Regions from separate parts of the Homo sapiens genome. Here region 1 is linked to region 2. A link is an interaction called in ENCODE POLR2A ChIA-PET data of the cell type or tissue named here. Cell type or tissue: HCT116. All regions are shown on one strand. Links, peaks and the distances in the headings refer to the core of each region. The heading gives the core; the rest is flanking DNA. Region 1 overlaps PCDH7 (protocadherin 7). Region 2 overlaps PCDH7 (protocadherin 7).

What was found. Peaks named below come from ENCODE experiments on the same cell type or tissue, not always from the same donor. Only the 100,000 strongest peaks of a DNase experiment are listed, where the experiment ranks them.
Region 1: POLR2A ChIA-PET joins it to region 2 with 7 read pairs; 3 of 35 experiments call an interaction of 5 or more read pairs at or near these places.

The regions. Positions count from the first base shown.
Region 1 is chr4:30,875,795-30,885,702 of GRCh38, forward strand. The region is part of intron 1 of PCDH7 (protocadherin 7); the gene reads left to right. It also overlaps the pseudogene MTCYBP43. Among named protein-coding and RNA genes, the nearest start is that of PCDH7, 160 kb to the left of the region's middle. In HCT116, for the core only: no CTCF peak of the experiment used is centred there; no DNase peak of the experiment used is centred there.
Region 2 is chr4:30,816,892-30,826,799 of GRCh38, forward strand. The region is part of intron 1 of PCDH7 (protocadherin 7); the gene reads left to right. Among named protein-coding and RNA genes, the nearest start is that of PCDH7, 100 kb to the left of the region's middle. In HCT116, for the core only: no CTCF peak of the experiment used is centred there; DNase peaks (open chromatin) are centred at 4,590 and 5,210; H3K4me3 peaks cover 3,003 bases; H3K27ac peaks cover 8,000 bases.

The DNA of each region.
Region 1 (9,908 bases), core at 1,133-9,132, 59 kb after region 2:
CTTCTGCACATAGTTACCATTTATTCACTTAGCAAAGATTTATTAAGAAGTCCTGATGTTGGCTCGACATTAGGCTATTAATTTCAACAGGATCTGTGAACGTTTTCTTCTGTCATGTGAGATAGAGTGAAAATTAAATTCACTGGTTTTAAGTAGTATGCTGTTAAAAAGTTATGTAAGTAGTTTCTGAGGTCATGTTGGTCTCCAAGGAGTATTTGTTAACTGTAACCAAGTAGATCTGTAATATGTCTAAGTACTGATGGTGTTCTGTAATATCAGTAAAGCATTAGTCATATGAAATCTGAATCAGCATTTTTCCTCCACCTAATTCCTGGCCACTCACATGTTTGTCAGCTAGAGAAGGTAACAGGCTGCAATATGCATTAAGATCAACCTATAGTGTTAATATTCTTACCTGTTGTCATCTAGTGAATAGGAAAACATATCAGAATGGAAATTATGTACAGGCAAAGTTTTAGTAAACATATATGAAGTAAGTGATATTAAATGTGTATTTATTTGGGGCTTAACGTACATAAAATGTGAGAAGTTAAAATGACTGTTCTTGTGATATTACATTTTTATACTTAAGATCAAGAAAAGTTTTCAAGTAAAAACACTGTAAAAATTTTTAAATAAATTGATATTGGTAGTAAAAAACAATAAAAACATTTGTGTAGGTGGTAATAGTACAGATGCATTCATTATACGTGATTCATTTGGAAGGATACTTTGTTATAATACTGTACATTTGTATTATAATATCACATGCAAGTTTTATGGTGTGTTTATTAAGACTTTTAGTTTAAAAATACTTTAGACCTCAGGGAATGGGTATTTAATATGTGAAATATTATAAGATCATTAGGAAGTGAAGCAAAGGTACATAAGGTGGAGATGTGAGTCATTTACCTGTAACAAATAATTTGTTTTATTATTATTATCATTACTATTATTTTTTACTTTAAGTTCTGGAATACATATGCAGAATGTCCAGGTTTGCTACATAGGTATACATGTGCCATGGTGGTTTGCTGTACCTGTCAATCTGTCATCTAGGTTTTAAGCCCTGCATGCATTAGGTATTTGTCCTAATGCTCTCTGTCCCCTTTCTACCCACTCCCAGACAGGCCCCGGTGTGTGATGTTCCCCTCCCTGTGTCCATGTGTTCTCATCGTTATGATGAATAATTTATAATATCTCCCGCACAGTCCCTGATAGGGATTAATGCTTTCTTGTTTTCAATTTTTTTCCTGCAGACTAAAGTCATCTTAGTAGTGATTGAGAAGCATTATGAAAGTATTTTGTTAAAATATTAGTGAATATTAAAAGAAAAAATACTTCTTAGGATGTAAGGACAAAGTTAAACTAGGGTTGATGGTTTGGGGAGTGTGGAAAGAATAACAACAAAAAAAGAAAACAAAAGCTAGACAGGCCAGAGCTAAGCAAAAGTTGGACCAATGTGTGGAAGGTAAATGCCTATTAGGGAGGACAAGAACTCTCTATCTGGTATCAAAATCCGAAAATAATTAGGACAGAAATGTGAAAAGTGTCAGGAAGTGGTAAAAGTCTTATAAAAAGGAAATTACTCTGGCACCTCGTAGTGTATTGATTAGTGAGAGATGGGCAGTAAGAAGAGGAAGTTGTAGCTATCAAAGAAAGACATGCCTAAGGCAACCGTGCTTTTGTGTAATAAAAATAAAATAAAATACGGTTTGAACTGAAGGAAAGGAGGCAGCAGGCCCATGGTCTAGACAGATCACCTATCCCTCTGTCTCCTTCCGACTGGCTCTCTCTTCATCATGCAGGCAATTTCCATTTCTAATATCAGTGCTCAGGAATATGACTTTCAACTGTATCCTATTCTTTTTTCCATAATTTAGTTTTCCTAAAATTTCATTCTTATTTTTATGCTGGTAACTACATGGTATTCAGTGGAAAATTTCATACATATAGCTTTAGGCAGAATTTTCTGTTCTTAGGTAATTTACATTGGAATCAACAGATGGAGATGGAAATATGCCAGTGCCAATTCTTATCTGGATATGGAAATCTAGTTGGTTAGATAAGTAAAAGTTTTGAGGATAGTTATTTGTTATTTTTCTTAATGGGAACTCTGAATTGCCATGGTGCCTTATTTTATTTTGTTTATAGCAAAAATAACTCACTATGAGAAAAATGAGGTAGAAGAGTTTATTTATAGATAGGCTTATATCAGAAGAAAAGTGTGTGAGGAAGAGCAGCAAATACTGGATTGATATGGTAATTAAGATGTGGATTCAGTTGTGTGACTTAGACCCAACATAACACTGGCTTATACAAAGGAGGAATGTTATTTCTCTCACACATTAATAGGGCACCATGCTGGTGCAATGGGTTGACTCTATGATTTTAGGTGAGGCCTCCTTCTGTCTTAATGCTTCACCACCCTTAAAGAGTTGTGAGGTCTGGATTTCAGTCAGTGGAGAGTAAAGGGCAAGGGAGTCCACTTCTGGACTGTTGGAAGCATGATCCGATTTTCACACATTACTTCTGTGCACATGCTATTGCCCAGAAATTATAATCAAATGGGTTTACCTAGGTGGAAGGAAGGTTAGGAAGTGTCTTTCTGAGCTTCCATGGAGTTCTTGTACTAGGAGGGAGAATGGTAGAATGAAGATTGAGGACAGCCAATGGACCTTTCCGAAACTGAGGTTTTGAATAACGTGATGCAAAAGGAGAGGAAGCTGGGCATCCAGATGGTCATCTAAGGCAGAACTGTGCTGCTAGCTTGGATCACTCACCCCCAGTCTATGATATAAAAGAAATATTTGGGGGGCCAAGATAGGCAGATCACCTGAGGTCAGGAGTTCAAGACCAGCCTGGTCAACACGGCAAACCCCCCGTCTCTACTAAAAATACAAAAATTGTCTGGGTTTGATGGTGGGCGCCTGTAATCCCAGCTACTCTGGAGGCTGAGGCAGGAAAATCGCTTGAACCTGGGAGGTGGAGGTTGCAGTGAGCTGAGATTGTGCCATTGCACTCCAGCCTGGGAGACAAGTGTGAAACTCTGTCTCAAAACAAAGAGAAAAAAAACAGGAAATACCTTTCCATTATTTCAAGCCACTATTTTCATGTGTTTTCTTTTCGTTGTTGTTTGCAGTCTTCGTTGCAGCAACCTAGCTACCAGTCACCTAACTAATATAGCTAGAAGGGGAAAAAATATCCAAGTATATCCTCTAATAGTATTTATTAAAATATATATGTGAAATATTATAAGATCATTAAGAAGTGAAGCAAAGGTAAAGCCACTGAACTTAGAGGGAGATGGAGGTTTCTCTGGAAATAATCAGTTAATATAAAAAATCCAATTCTTTCCTCCTGTTTTCCTCCCTCCCTCCCTTTATTCCTCCTTCTCCTGCTTCCTCCATCTTCCCTCCCTCTCTCTTTTCTTCTTTCCTTCTCTCTTTCCTTTCTTCTCTACTTTCTTGGTTCTTTCCTTTTTTCCTCCAATAAACAAGTTGAAACAATTATCTGATTCTTATTTCTAGACAAAAAAAATCAAAAGTGATTATTTTCCAGGATTAACAAAACTGTGCATTAAGAGGAAATTCTTTAGATCAGATGATTTTAAATTTTAGAACCGTGATCACACAAGTCATATTAGAGTATTTTTTTTTGCAAAATTTCTCTCTTAAGCCCCAAATTCTTACCGTTTACGTGACAGTATCCTTGAAACTTTATAAATTGGCCTTTTACATTCAAGTCTGTCTGTACTGAACCTAATTGTCATATCATGGAGATATGTTTCTTGCATCTAATTCTCATTTGGATTATGCTTCCTCACAGGGACCCTGACCACTGAACAATAAAGCAATTATCGCCATGATGATATGCAATATTGAGCAGATTATATCATGCTTAATTTTACATATTCATAACCCTGCCACTTGCAGATACTGACATCATACTGAAGCTGGTTTTGATTAGATAAATAGAAAATGGAAATTCTGAAAAACACAGTAGCATCCCTTGTTTCTTGATTTTCTCTTTAAAGATTAAATTTCTTCTGGTTGCTACCAGTTAATAACATTTTTTGGATTATAGACCTCTTTGATAATTTGATAAAAGATAGAAGCCTTTTCTTGGGGAAAAATTACCCTGATACATGTTTCTAAAATATTTTGCATACTTCAGTTTTTAACAGATTCCCTAAACCCCACTCATAGTTTCCACTTCATAACCCAATGTTTGGAACCCCCACTCTTAGTCAGTATACCAGATTGACTCATGGAATATTTAATGGAATGTCCTCTAGGTATTTCATAGCTTAGGATGAATTTTAACTTCTTGGGAAAATGCAATACCTAGGAACAGTTGAAGAGAGCCAAGAGGTTTAACTAACTATGGTAAAATAGTCAATGGCAAAAGGCAATATATGTTGCTTCCTCTAAGGGTCTTTAAGGTGTAAGTGGTCATTATCCATAGTACTGAAAAGCAAAGCTACAAAAGAAAAAAAAAAAAACCCTCCTCAGCTTTACTATAGAAAGTCCATATTACAAAGGACTCCTTATATAAAGAGCTTAATTAAAATATTCTCCATAACCAAATCTGCATTGCATAGTTAAAGCAGTATGTAGAATATGTGTAACTGTTGTGGGACACAGAGGTATCATAGTTGTGATTCAGTGAAAAACAATGAAATCAGTATTAGCACAGCTCAATATAAACACCTCTGCACTGAATTTCTAATAAAGTTCTTTATGCACTGAGGTATCATCTACTTTCTGTCATACAACCTGAAGCAAACAAAACAAAACAAACATAAAAACAGGAGTTCTATCTTCTTGCCTATTTATTTCCATTTTTCTCTCTTACTGTCCTATTTATTTCTTTAAGCTCCATCAAAACTCAAAAAGGCCAACCTCTCCTTTTTGGCAAAAATGCAAGCAAATAGTTTCCTTTTTGAGAAACAAAAAATAATATAGAGTAACACAGATAAGAACAAGGAGAAGTGAATTATGGTAAACCAAACACAGAGAGTATAAAAATGAATTGATTGGCGTACTTAAATGAAAGCCAAGAGGCAGAGTCTTGTCAGGAGTATGGCTGGAGCTGGAGACTCAAACAATGACATCAAGACTGGGTAGCTTCTTTTGTTTTCCTTGCTTTACTCTGTGTTACATTCACTGTTTGTCTTCTCCAGTGGACTCCCCAAAGTCAGATTTTCACTTTCTCAACTCCAAGACCATCAGATTAGCTTTCATTAAATCAAACCAGTTCACATACATTTCCTGAATCAAATTTGTTGAACAGTATGAGATGGACTTATAGAACATCTCCTCAGTCTTGACCAATCACTCTGGCAAGGTAAATGGGGAAACAAAATTGATCCTGTTACCAACCCTGGAGCTTTTGGTGCCGTCAGCAGGTCACCACAGAGACAAGGAGTAGGACAGGAGTATTTTACTTAAAAACTGTAAGTTTCAAACTGCTTGAACCCAGGAGGCTGCAGTGAGCTGAGATTGCATCGCTGTACTCCAGCCTGGGTGATAGAGCAAGACTCCATCTCAAAACAAAACAAAACAAAACAAAACCCAGAACAAACTATAAGTTTCCTTACTACAAGAAGGGAGGATGCTGGTCAAAGTCAAGAACAACTGCTCACATCTAAAGACACATGCATAAAAACAAACATGCACATTTACAGCAACCAGAGATCATTGAGGAATTCATGTCATCTCTAGCACAAATTAGGAAGCAATTTTGCTGAGTTCTAGTTGTCTTTTACCACCGTTTCTAGCTTTTTGACTGCAGTTAGGTCTCTTAACAGCTTTGGAATGCAGTTTTTGGGTGCCTGAAGGAGCCTTTTCATTTAAGAAATTACTTTGCCCAGAAAATTGAAAAGTGCTTTCAATAAGACACCATCTGCTGCTCTCATATTAAGTTAAAACTGGCGAAAATGGAAATCTTCCTTTATGTGACTTGCAGGTTCCACCTTCACATTTTTAGCAGCGTTCTAAACGAACCCTTCAGAAATAGTCCTTGAATTGATGGGTTTGGAGTTCTGTGCCTATTCCTTAATCTGAAGTATTTTTTTCAATTTAATTATTTATTTTAGCAAAGCTGAGATATAAATGTGGATTATATATAAAGTAACAGATAACAACTGGCTAAAAAGCAGAGGGGCACCCTTAAAGGCTACCAAGTGTGAAACATGAGTCTTATTGTAGATGTCACAATTTGGAGCTAGTAATTCTGAGAAGTCCTTTCTCTTCCTCCTCCTCTTCCTACCTCTCATCCTCCTCCTCCCCTGCTTCCTCCCCCTCCTCCCCCTCCTCCTCCTCCCGTTTCTCTCCCTCTTCCTCCCCCTCCTTTTCCTCTCCTTCCTCCCTCTCTTCCCCTTCCTCTTTCCCCTCCCCTTCCTCCTCCTCTTCCTTTTAACTCCTCCTCCTCCTCCTCTTCTTCTTCATCTTTGTCTTCATCTTCATCTTTGTCTTCTTCTTGGAGAAAGGGTCTTGTTCTGTAGCTTAGGTTGGAGTGCAATGGGGCGGTCATAGGTCACTGCTGCCTCAAACTCCTGGGCTAAAGCAGTTCTACCCCAGCCTCCCAAGTAGTTGGGATGACAGACGCACAACCATGCCTGGCTAATATGTTTTGTTCTTTGTAGAGACAGGATCTCACTGTGCTGCCCAGGCAGGTCTCCAGCTCCTGGTTTCAAGCCTGTCTTATCCTCCCAAAGTGCTGGGATTACAAGTGTGAGCTACTGCACCTGGACTGAGCATGCTTTTCTAGTGTTTCAGAGGATGTTAAATACAAGGTTATTTTCTTCGTACCAGTTGGTAAAATAAATACAATATGCACTTGGTGTTTCTATCATCTCTATGTGTTAGTCATGTGGGGAAATAAATCTTTCATTGCATGCTTTACTCTTTGAAGAGTTGAAAGAAGATAAAAACAAAGTCATACTTTTGCTTAGGGAAGTCACTGCCTTAGCAATAGCTGCAATTACTTGAGAATGACCCCATGCCAAAAGTTAGTAGTATATGCTTCTTATACTTCCCAATATCTTCATATATCCAAATATCTTCATAGATCTGTGTTAACCTTACTCCATTTTCAAGCTCTTCATAATTTCCATTTTATCACTTGAGACTCTTATTGACCCAGCCACATAATAAAGGTTATCCCATGGTCTCAAAGAGCGGCAATTTCCCTTTCAGTGTGATACATATTTTGCCTTCTTCTCTGACACTGTGCCATATCTTTTGTTGGCATTGGATTCTGTCAAGTGTGTGCACATGTGCACACATGTGCACGGGCACACACACCCACTTATCCTTTCCCTGGACTATTTCTCTAAATCACTACACTGACTTTTGCCTAAATGGCTCAGAATCCCACGGAGGTAATTCGAGAGAAAGAAATGTTATCTTCTCTTTTATAGAGGAAAAAACCTAGGAACATAAAATTTAATTGATATGTCAACTCATTCAGCTTGTTAGTGATGGTATAACCATTACCAAGCCAAATTCTCCCAGTACTTACTGAGAATGTGATAAAGAATAGAAAGCTGCACACTGCCTCGCTTACATGTATAACTTTTTTTGTTTTCCTTGAAATATGTGTAGGTCCAAGAAATCATGACCTCAGTGGTTCAGTGAATCAGTATGTATTTGTTTGACTATCACACCAGCATGACGAATGTAACGTGGTACTTACTTTGTTTCTAACATTTTTGCTGCTACAGACATTAAGAAATACAATTTCCATGGCAACCCCAAAGACCCATGGATACCCACATGCACAATATGACTGTAACACTTTCATCCAATAGTATTTGCTTTTACTTCACGTGATGTACACTGATATTTTCTCCTCTCTTCTCCTTTTTTAATTTTTGCAAAGGCTAGGTTAAAATCCACTAAAATGATTTCATGACTTGCTAAATTTTGTAACCTATAATATGTTGAACACTGATGTAATGGAAAAGTAAGAGCTATTGTGTCAGGGAGGTATCATTTCAGGTCCTCTTGGTTTTGCCATTTCCTGACTGTGCAAATTTGAATGATCAACATGACTCAGTTTTTCTGACTGTGATGTGGGAAAACACTTCTTGTGGAGTTGAAGTGAACATTGAGGTAACTGTGGCAGCAGCCAGTATTCCTTCCTCTTTATTGACAAATTGGTTCCTTTAACATTTTCCTCTCCTTTTGTAACTTTTAATTCCTATGGGAGGCAAGAGGAAAAGTACTTTTTCCTGGTTGCCCTATTTTCTATTTATTTTAATATTACATATTAAATAAGGAGGCTTCCTTCATTCAGAACAAATTCTAAATACCATGACCAATAATTTGGGCACATAATGATAAAGTTAATAGCTGAAATTTTTGAGCACCTTATTACTCGCCAAACACTGTACACACCATTTTTGTGAATCCTAACAGCATCTATGTGTGGTAGGCATTTTTGGCACTGATATTTTATAAACAGAAAAAAGCAGGAAGTATTTTGCACAAGGTTATGGTCCCAGAATTCAAGCTGAGGCAATGTGATTTCCAGCTTTGCGTGTTGACGGTGAAGCTGGAGTGCTTTTTCCCTGAGTTATCCTGGGGAGGGGACTGGTTTACAAGACCAGATTATTGAATTATACTACAAGGGCATTTTCATTTAGGTAGTTTATTTTCAATTAGGGTAGTGCATAGTATGAGAGTGAGGATAGTAGAGAAGTACATAATGGATGCTGTCTGTCCGATGGTAATAAAAGAGCATTCGGCTGACTGCCCTCTGATTTATGTGAATGTAAACAGGGCAGCCACTAAGATTCAGAATAGGCATTGACTTAATGGCCCGAATATTACACTTTGTTGTTTAGACATGTGACGTATGGGAATAACTGCTAAAATGAGAATGGAGAATACAAGGGCCAGAACGCCTCCTAGTTTGTTAGGGATGGATCTTAAGATTGCATATGCAAACAAAAAGTCTCACCCTGGTTTAATGTGGGGTGGGGTATTGAGGGGGTTGGCTAAACTGTAATTATCTGGGTCACTCAGGAGGTCAGGCAAAAATAGTACTAGAGTTATTAAGGAGGAGGAGGAAAATGAAACCTAGAATATCTTTAGTTGTAGGGTAGGAGTGGAAAGTGATTTTTATGGGGGTCTGATGAAACCCTTAAAGGGTTATTAGATCCTGTTTCATGTAAGAATAAAACGTAAATAATTGCTAGAGCTGTAATGATGAAGGGTAAGATGAAATGGAAGGGGAATTATCTTGTAAGGGTGGCTTTGTCAACTGAGAATCTGCCTCACATTCATTGTACAAGGTCAGTTCCAATATATGGGATGGCTGATAGTAGATTTTTAATTACTCTAGTGCCTCAGAATGATATTTGGACTCATGGGAGCACCCTTGCTTTCCACACAATCAACTGTTTGTCCTTTGTTACATTTTGATTAAGAGACAGGGTACCATAGTGATTAAAACACAGACTCTGCAGCCACGTTGCCTCAGTTCCACTTCTGGCTCTGTCACTTGTTAGTGTGAAATATCAGAAGAGTCTCTGAAACTGTTTTATCCTATGTGGTAATTTCTGATATGATATATGTTGAGTGTTGGGTGAATCAAATGAATTAATAAGGGCAAAACACTAATATTGGCACATGGTTCCTAATGAGCACGATGTGAGTGTTAGTTATTTCTTCAGTCTCTTTCAAGATAACCTTTATTTCTTCTCACGATACTGTCTCTCTGTGTGTGTGTGTGCATGTGTGTGCAGTTTAAAAGCTCTGCAATGCCATCCCCATCAAGCTACCAATGACTTTCTTCAAAGAATTGGAAAAAACTACTTTAAAGTTCATATGGAACCAAAAAAGAGCCTGCATCGCCAAGTCAATCCTAAGCCAAAAGAACAAAGCTGGAGGCATCAC
Region 2 (9,908 bases), core at 1,075-9,074:
CATTCCAATGTAGAAGAAAGAACTTCATCAGCTGGCTTCATTATGAGTTAGCATAGTATCTATTCTTGCATCACTTTGCCAGAAATTCAGCGAGCACATAGAGAGTACAGACTGGTCATATCAAGAGAAGTCATTAACAATACCGAACATCCTTAGGTATTTGATTATTTGGCTATGCAATCTCTATTTTGAGGAATTTAAATAAAGAAATTCTCAAATAAAAGCATGACAGTTGTGATATAGGAGAAGAAAATGGCACCTGGACTTAGAAACCTGATTTAAATAGATGCAAGATATTTACTTGCTATGGGACCTTAAGCAGGTCATCTCACTTTTTGTAGCTTAGATTTTTCTTTTCCATCTATCTCATAGGATGTTGTGAGGGCTCAAGGATATACAGTTTCTGAGGCTTTTACTTATAGTGCTCAAGCATTTTAGATTCATTCTCTATGTTTCAGTATGCTGAGTTGTTATTTTAGTATTTTGAAATTTGGTTTTTAGATTTTAGTTTAATTATTAGTTGGTCCTAAGATAAGAGGCTGTGTTATGCATGAAACATTTGTTTCTTAATTTGTCCTTTTGTCTGCATATATCTGTTCTAAAAATGTCAATAAATAAGTAGGTGTGAAATATATACATAAGAATGAGATAAAGTAAATGGAACATTAGAGACTTATGTAATTTGTTGAAGAACATGCAGTTTTTAATACTCATCCTTCTGAGACGACTATTCAACCTCTGGGAAAATTGACCTGTCAGCATTTTTCAGGATATGGTGGATTTTTTTTTTTAGAGGGCTTTTGTTGTGGTTTCAGATCAGGTCATGCATGTTATTGTGTTGTTCTGTTTCATTTTCTACTATCTTTTCTGCCTGGCAAAGAGTATCTAAAAGACTCCAAATTGGTCTCCCTGCTTCCAACCCTGGCCCCTACAGCACTCTATTTTTAAAACCATAGCCAGAACACTTCTTTTAAAACACAATTCAAATTACTCCTCTGCTTAGATGCCTCCAGAGATTTTTTTCATCTCGTCCAAGTTAAAGCCAAAAGCTTCAAGGTCCTACAGGACCTGGTTTCTCAAGTCCACTCCTGCCACATTCTTCTCACTCAGCTTCAGCCACAGTGGCCTCCTCCTTGTTCTTGCAACAAGGCCAGGTCTAGTCCCTGTCTGGGATCTGTACCTGCTTAGCCTTTTGAGCCATTTCTTCCAAATTTCCTCAGAGCTCAATATGTTTCCTCCTTGAGGTCGTCTTAGCAGTGAGCTCCTTCAGATCACTCTATTTGAAATTGCACCTTCCTTCTATACCCCAAACCCGATTCTTCTTCCCTTCCCCTTAACCCAGCTTGGGATATATATGTATAGTGTATGTATGTGTGATATTTACCTATTTATTTAGCTTACTTCTTTCTCACCCATTAGAATCTAAGTTGCAAGAGGTTAGGAATGTCTATGGAGCGGAATAGGAAAATTATTTACTGTTTCTCAGCTTCCATATTTCTAGTTATCATATGCCAAAAGGAAGCCTTATGGTCAAGAAAATGAGTCTTCTCTCCATAATATGGGACTAGTTGTTTTTCACTTCTAAACACCAGATGATTTCTCCCTGTAATGAGAGAGCAGCTTTCCCCTTGAAGAGAATCTAACAATTCCAATGATCATAATTAATTCTCTATATATGTATATGTAACCATACAAACATAGTAACCCTCAGATTTGCTCCATAGAACTGGAAAATCAGGACTGACTAGGAGGATTTGCATTAGAATCTGGAACACCAATTTCCCAAGGCACTGTTTTTCCAATATATGCAGCTTAATGATCCCAGGAAACTAGCCCTGAAGGGATGATATGACCAATAATAAATAAGCATGACAATACCTGAAATCCAGTGGACTACTGGCAGGGAAGATTACAAAAATACTCATGACAATACCTGAAATCCAATGGACTACTGGCAGGGAAGATTACAAAACAGGGCTCAAAAGAGAGGTTTTCAATCTCTTTTATTTTCCCTACACTTATAGTTCTAAAATTTCATCTGATTGATTTTTGCTGTAATTGTTTCTATTCCTAACCATTTTGAGTTTCCATATTCTAACTGGAAAGGGAAAGACACCTTTCACAGTGCATCATTCCTGTTGTCACAGGATGAGACAGAGGTGGCTGACCTGTGATCCACAGAGCACAGAACATTGCTGAGTGCTTTTTTAAGGTGATGTGCTTCTTGTTTTCTGTGAGGGTACAGGAGCCACGACTCATAGTGGATAAAGTCTTCTAGAAATTTCCCATCATATGTATGAAGACCTTCAGTGTAAACAGTGTCTTTTAGGGAAGAAAAATAAGTGTCATGAGGATAAAAAGTTGTGGTGGGGAACCTAGGCCTGGCTCTCTGTGTTGCTGCATTGAAATTAGAGATTTCACTGGTTGGGTAGAGCGGTGCTGCTTTTTCTAGATCATTTAGATAGACTCTGATTTAAATATGTTACATGAAGGCTCTATTTAACTATATATACACTTTTTCATTCTCTTGGGATCTGATAATGTTTGGGTGGATTGTGTGATTAATTAAGTGCAGATGGTTTTGTGCTCATACAAGAGTTTAACATTGTTGGGGGAAATTGAATAGATAAAGTAAAAATAGACTTCGTTGCCGTTTTGCTAAGGACAAATTAAATGATTCATCTTCAGATTGTCTATCCCTGCCATTAATTTGATGGGGGTGTTATGATATGATAGTCTCTTGAATAACTAAGTTAAAGTTGGTTATGAAATTATTTGTTTAGTGGATTTTGCTCAGATCATTTTTCAATAGGTAGAAGTTTTCTGTAAGAAGGTGTGGTGAACAAATTTCTGTAATTGGGCCGGACAAAGAGCTCACTCTTTTTTTTAAAAGTAAATCCTATAGCAAATTATTCTAAAGATCTTTGGGAGAGGATGGGGGCAAATATGTGTAATGGTGCCTCTCCTATCTTCAAGAGCGGTAGTCTTGCCATAAACAAGTTCTGAATAAATCCTAGTTCAAAGCAGTAGAGCAGATAGGAAACATGTCCTGCCTTGTAAGGGTGCTCTAAATATGTTAATAGAGTCTTGAATTCTCATTAAGTCATTGACCAGAACAATTAAGAGAGTAAAAATGCTAATAGGTCAAGATTCAACATCCAAAATAATACTCTTGGACTTTCAATTAGCATTTTTAGGTAACTCAATGATAGGAAAATTCCTTTGCTATTAAAGAAAACAGCAACACAGAATACAGGAAAAGAGAGAGAAAATAATGGAAATGCTTTCAAAACAGGCCCAAAGTTGCAAAATAAATAGTAAAATAAAATAGATACTTTTTGTGTGTGAGAGAAAGTCCTTGTCTAAAAAGCCCCAGGAGGGGGCTAGTTTATCTTAGTTTTCTTAATTTTCATACTTTTGACTCAAGCATTTTTTTAAAAAATGAAAATAGTTCTTTTTGTAACTCTCTAGGAATATGTAGGAAGTGACACATTAAACTGAACGGTTCTTCATACTTAAGTTTGACCACTGTGAAGAGTCTGATTGGACAAGGAGTTGCGTATTTGACTACTTCTTGTGTATGAAGAACCACATTGGCAGCAAACAGTGAAAGATGATAAATCATATTCAAATGGATTTAAAAATAGTAATGTATTATTCTGATGAGAAACTGAGCATATTACTGTGACAAAGAGAAAACTGAAGTAAACAACACTAGTTTTTTTTTTAAGGAATGAAGAAGTTTTGAGAATATGTAGGTCACAACCATCACATCATATATAAATGATGATCAGACTATAAAAATACAGCTAATCTAGGAGAAAATGGGGAGGGGGACATGTTTTCATGTGAATATGAATATTTTAATGTGTAATTGATCTATTTAGTACATTTGCAAAAACACCACAAGCCACAGGACTTTATTAGCGATGACACATGAAGAAAATGCAATGTTCATAAATTACAGTAAAGAAAATTTGAGGGGTTGTTATTGCATTTTGCATGGTATTTTAAGTACAGGTTCTCACCTGCACTGTTCGTATAATGGAATTATTTTTCTGTGCCTCATTTAAAAAAAATGACACTAATGGCTTAAATATTGATACTGGAACATTATCACAATGTACAACACCTCTTGAGCACTTAATGTCAGTCGCTTGTGCTAAGGACTTATGAATTGTCACAATGACTGCGTGAGATAGGTACTGTTATTTGACCCATTTCGCAGATGAGGAACTGAGGCTTTGGGAGGTTAAGTCACTCTCTGCCTCCTTGTAACTGGTAAATGATCTCACTCTGTTCACTCTCAGGTATGTCTGATTCTGAAAATCAAGTCTTTACTATTCTACCTCCTCTTTGCAGATTCTGGAAAATCACCTAAAGTGTTGTTCTCCACATTGTCAGCCAAGCGATGGGTCAGATAAGTTTTATCCACTTTCTTGAACTTAGAGACTTCCAGAAGAACCAACATCATGCAGAGGAAAGGGGTCATCCCCATTTAGATGTGGGAGGAAAGATGTGCAATTGCACAGTTGACTCATGGTGTTTGGTGTGCCTGTAGCTTGGCACAATGTCCAGAAAATAAAAATGAGGCTAGACTGGTTCTGACATACAGCTAAGGATGGTGGCCTTCTCAAGGTCTCGTTCAGATGCTGGGCATAGCCCTGTGTGCTTAAGATTTCCCACCCCTTAGGCGGGCCTGAAATCGGTATAAGGCAGTGTTCCTCTTACTACAAATGCACTTGTCTTCTTAGTCTTAAATAAGAGATACCCTTGCTTCTTCACAGATTTCCTTAATAATCTTCAGTGATAAATGGTCTGTGTTCATGGGAACCCAGGGTTTTTAGGACACTGCTGCTGTATGCATGAAAGTTGAATTGCCGGAATTCAAAACTTTTTATTTAAACTCAAACCCATCCTTCTGCATACAATTTTATTGTTTCTAGGAATATTCAGTTGAAATGGCTTCTGCATACTGATGTAACAAGAATAGAAACAGTGGGAAGGATAAAATGTGTATCCCAGAGGCACTATTCAGAACCTTCTGAGCTATGTTCCTCGATGCTCAGTTTTTATTAACGGTTGAATTAAGAGTGAGATAAATTGAGTTAAGCCCTGTCTCGTAGCAGCATAGTAACTGGTGACCACAAACGATCGGTATCTCAGATATTGGGTGATGGCACAGACATAGTAAGTCCTTAAAGGGCAGGTCTGTAATCCGAGCATTTCCTCTCTCTTCCAGGCATGACTAATTAAACTCCTTGATAGTGAGGTCATGAGAGTGCCCTCCCATCCTAAGCAAATTCATTTTCAAAGAGCACCTACTTTCACATTTATTTGCAAGCAACTTCTATTATTTAATTTCATTTACTCAAAATAATGAGTAAAAATTTGAAGCTTTGCCTGATGGGGGACTGGATGCTATCAAAGTATTAGAGTGCAGGCCAGCGACCGCTTGGTTTGGAATGCCACACGCCACATCCAGAGACCTTTTCTCATTGTTGTGTTGCATTAAACAGCGACAGCCTGGCACAGAGTAACAGTGAGCTGCGTAAAAGGTCAGGTGCTGCATTTTCATCTTTGGTTTGTGTTATTATTTTTCTGCCTGTTAAATGGTGCTGTAAGCCTTAAATAGCTACTTTACATTCCTGTGGGGATATTGTGTGCATTTTGATGAATCCGTCATGGTTTACTTATTTTGTGCTTCCACCTCTTTATATTAAAAATTTATATTTTTTTTTAGTTAGACATTTCAAATACTGGGCTTTTAAACACTGGTGCTTCTTGTGGTCATTGCACAAGAAAGATTGCCTTTATTACAGAATGCAACTGTGGGGAGTGCGCAGAGGATAATCTACACAAGATCTTAAAACCTGGATATTATTCCTGGACTACCCCTCTGTTTTCTAAAGAACCCATTTGACTTTCAGTTTACTAGTGGTAACAGAAACCTTTAGAAATAGTGTGTAGAATTAATTCTCTTTTGAAAGCAACAGGATCCTTCTCATGCATTTTCCTTTTCTTCATTTGCAGCGTTTTGCGTTTTATATGTGAGTAAGAACGGGAAAAAAAGTAAGCATTAAATAGCAAAGATAAAAGCCTTAGAGCCCAGATGCAGAGGCAGTTGACAATACAGGCATCACCAGAAATGAGCTTTGCACGGATATTCATCTAGTGAACAGTTTGGTTACTGTATGTGATATTTATAACACATTAAAACATGGAGATTGTCCTGTGCAAGCTTTTTGGCACCCTTTTGCTTCGCAGGGTTGATAACATGGTTGGCTTAACAACTTTCAGCTGGTAAAAATATGGAGGCATGATTTGGGTCTTCTGATTTATCTCCTTTTGTTGTTGTTGCTTTCTTCTTATCTCTTTCACTCCGATGCCTATGTCCTTTGGTATTTCTCATAGCTTGACATGTAGCGGTAATGGTTCTATTAGCTGTGGAAAATCTGCTGAGCTTGCTCTTCAAGGCAAGCATGTCGTCACCGGTACTTTTTGCAGTTCCTTATTAGTACGTGCCCTTTACTGACTCTGCAAGAGCCATCACCTAGAATTAAACATTTTCTGCTAGACCTGTCCTTACTCTGTGCAAAATGATTATAGTCCATTATGCCACCTCCTTGCTGACAGCCAGATACTGCTGAGATTACAATAAAGTCCCTGCAAATTCAAATATGATGCTACCTCGGCGTACAGGGGTCTTTGATAGCGAGAACCATTTGAAGAAATGCCTTCCAGAGATCAGAATATGAGACGCTTCTTGAAATCATATTATGGAAACACCTGGTTACTATTAGATTGATAATATCAAGAGCTAGGATCTTGGGGGTTAGATTAGTAGAAAGGCTAATGCTCTTAAATTATCCTAGAATAGGATAGGGCTAACTCAGCATAGGTCCGAAAGTGCTGCCTCTGCAGAACAAATAGCACCCAACCAAAAATGAGAATTTCCAATTTCTCTAATTTTAGGGTTATCATTTACATTTCACTCCAAAAGTGCTTTTCTTGTTTAGCTCAGCAAAAGCAGTTTCCTTTTATTCCTCATCAAATTTGGAATAAAGAACCCAGAATCTGGAGAAGCCAGTAAGTTCCAAGGATTTCACAGAAATATCAGTCATAGCAAAGGCAGAGCCACTCTTGATGGTTGGCTGTCTGATAGTCTGTAATTAAAGCGGGGTTTCTTTTCTTTCTTTCTTTCTTTCTTTCTTTCTTTCTTTCTTTCTTTCTTTCTTTCTTTCTTTCTTTCTTTCTTTCTTTCTTTCTTTTTGCTTCCCTCATATATGTGATTCTCCTTCTATCTTCTGGGAAATCTTTCTCTTTTAGCTCTTCTTCATAAAGCTGACCTCATATTTTCTGTAGTCATTGCCCACCAAGTGTAGCCTGTGTGTGTTCTCCCTCCATTCAAAAATTTAAACACAAGCTCTGAAATCTGATTTAATGTTCTCCTGGGAAACTTCAGATTTGTAGTTGTAATATTTCACGGAGAGATATCACAGGCAACTCAAAGACATTATTTTCCTTTAAAAATGAATACACTCAAGTATTAAACATCCTTTTTGGATGGATGGTATACGTTAACTTTGCCATTCAAAAATGAAGCCCCCAAACCAATCACAACTAGTTGATAGAGATATATCCCAAGAATTACTGAAGGACAAAGGAGTGATATTGCCTTACCTTGGCGCAGTGGCTACTCTAGGGGAGAAGGTCTTTGACTATGATCAAGAGTACGGTTTTATCAGGCAGAGTAGGAGGAAACAATACAGGCCCGGTTTTAGCAACATGAAAGGGATTTTGGATTGTTCAGGATTCTGTTGTGGTTGAGGAAGCAGAGCACATTGCAGAATATTTGGGCTGACAGGTACTTGGGGTTTTCTGAATACTGTAGAAACGTGCTTCGACTTTGTAGGAAATAGAAGCTATCAACAGCTTATAAATAGTAATTATTTGAGATCTGTGTTGTAGGAAAATAATTCTTGCAGTAGATGGTTTGGGAAGACAAAATTCAGTGGCACAGAGGCTGGAGTGGGGCTTAGGAGACAGAGGATGAATACCCTGACAAATAAAATGGTGAAAGAGGGATGAGGTGAGATGTACAAGGCATATATAAAGTTGAATGGATAGCGCTTGGTGAATAGATGTGGATGTGTTGTATTCATGAGGACAACCCATACCATTTATTTTAAGGTTCCTGTTTTAGACAATGGAGTAGAAGATGTTTCCAATATCTGACACAAAGAGTACCACATTAGACACTAGGTAATATGACCATTGCTTTCCTTCCTCCCTCTAGTGCTTTGACATTGTTGAGTCATGCCTCAGCTATGGACAAGGCATATTATTTATGTGATCCACTTTTCAGTGTTAACTTTGAAAATCTGTGATATGAACCATAAGATTATCAATATTATGTTTTGGTGTAATGTAGTACCATTTCTAACTTACACTTTACAGAATGTTTTGATAGAACTAAACTTTCAGTATGTTTTATCTTTTTTTGTTGTTTTTTCTCCTCCCTTAGTGTATTGCCCATGAACCTTTAGGAATCCTAAGATAGATCAATGCCACATTAAAATTTAAGGAACTACTTCATCAAAACCACATGCTTCATTTCCTGAGGATTGTCAGCAAGCCAGATAAAAGAAAACATGTCAGAAATCTGTATTGCTGTTATTGATGCTTCTTGCTTAACTGCTGCATTACTGTGATGGTGGTCCTAAGTAGTTTCCTTTCCATAAAAGCTCAAAGAATGCATGCAGCAATGACAAGGAATGGGTCAAAATTTCATTGGGGACTTTTGAGAAGTGACCACAGTGGTTTAAGTGCTTAAGTTCTTGGATCATTTCTAACATATCAAAAGGTATTAATGTACTTTTGTATGGCTATTTTTTTTACTGTTTTAAAATTCTAAAATGGCAGGTCAGACTAGGCCAAGCATTGACAGGCTTTTAAAATTAATGTTTAATAAGATGGGGTGGCTGCCAGTACCTTAAAAGAATAGTGAATATGACTTGGATAAATGTAGCATATTCTTTAAATTTGGCTTCTGGCTTGTAGATGGATATAGAAGCTGTTCTCGCCTTCCCTCTCTGTCCTTTCTTCTTTCCTCCCTTTTTCTCTGCCATTTCTTCTTCCTTTCTTTCAAGCATCATTGCTGCCTCTTTCTCACTCTTTGTGCCCCAAAGAAGGCTTCACTCTTAAGGATGATCCTTCTTTAAAACACAATGGCAGATCATAAGTTCTATTCCATTCGATAACCTCATTAAAGCCATGGCAACACTACTGCTTATTTATTTCAAGGACCTATATTGAGTTTAGAATCATAAATATTCATTACAAATTTCGTGAAAGGGAAGCAGAACTGATAGAAAGTCAGTGTATTTTGTCATATTGTGGTTAGGATTCTCTGGGACATGGATTATATACATAAATAAAACAAATGCACTGAACATTCAGACAGCCTTGGAACAGTGCCTTATGGGAGTAAACATATGCTTTTAAAAAATGCATCACAGTAATACAGTTTATCAATAATCCACCCTCGGTCCAACTGAGTCTCCAGCATATCTAGTATATTAGAAGCCATTCTGGAACTTATTCCCAGCATGCTCCACTTCGGGCAATAATTGACCTATGCCATCACTGTGGAAATAAGAGGCAGGAGGTTTCTTCTTTGGGGGATTCACCCAGAAATGGATATGCCTCATCAAGAAAGTCTAGAGATTTTCAAACTACCCAATGTTGTAGACCATGACGCTTACAAGAGGGTGTCATCTGAGGAGTCCTAGGGGTCCTGTAATCTGACTATTGATTACCCTCAGGAAATTTTTATCTTACTTTATTTTTGAGACAGGGTCTCGTTTTGTCACCCAGGCTGGAGTATAGCAGCACCATCTCTGATC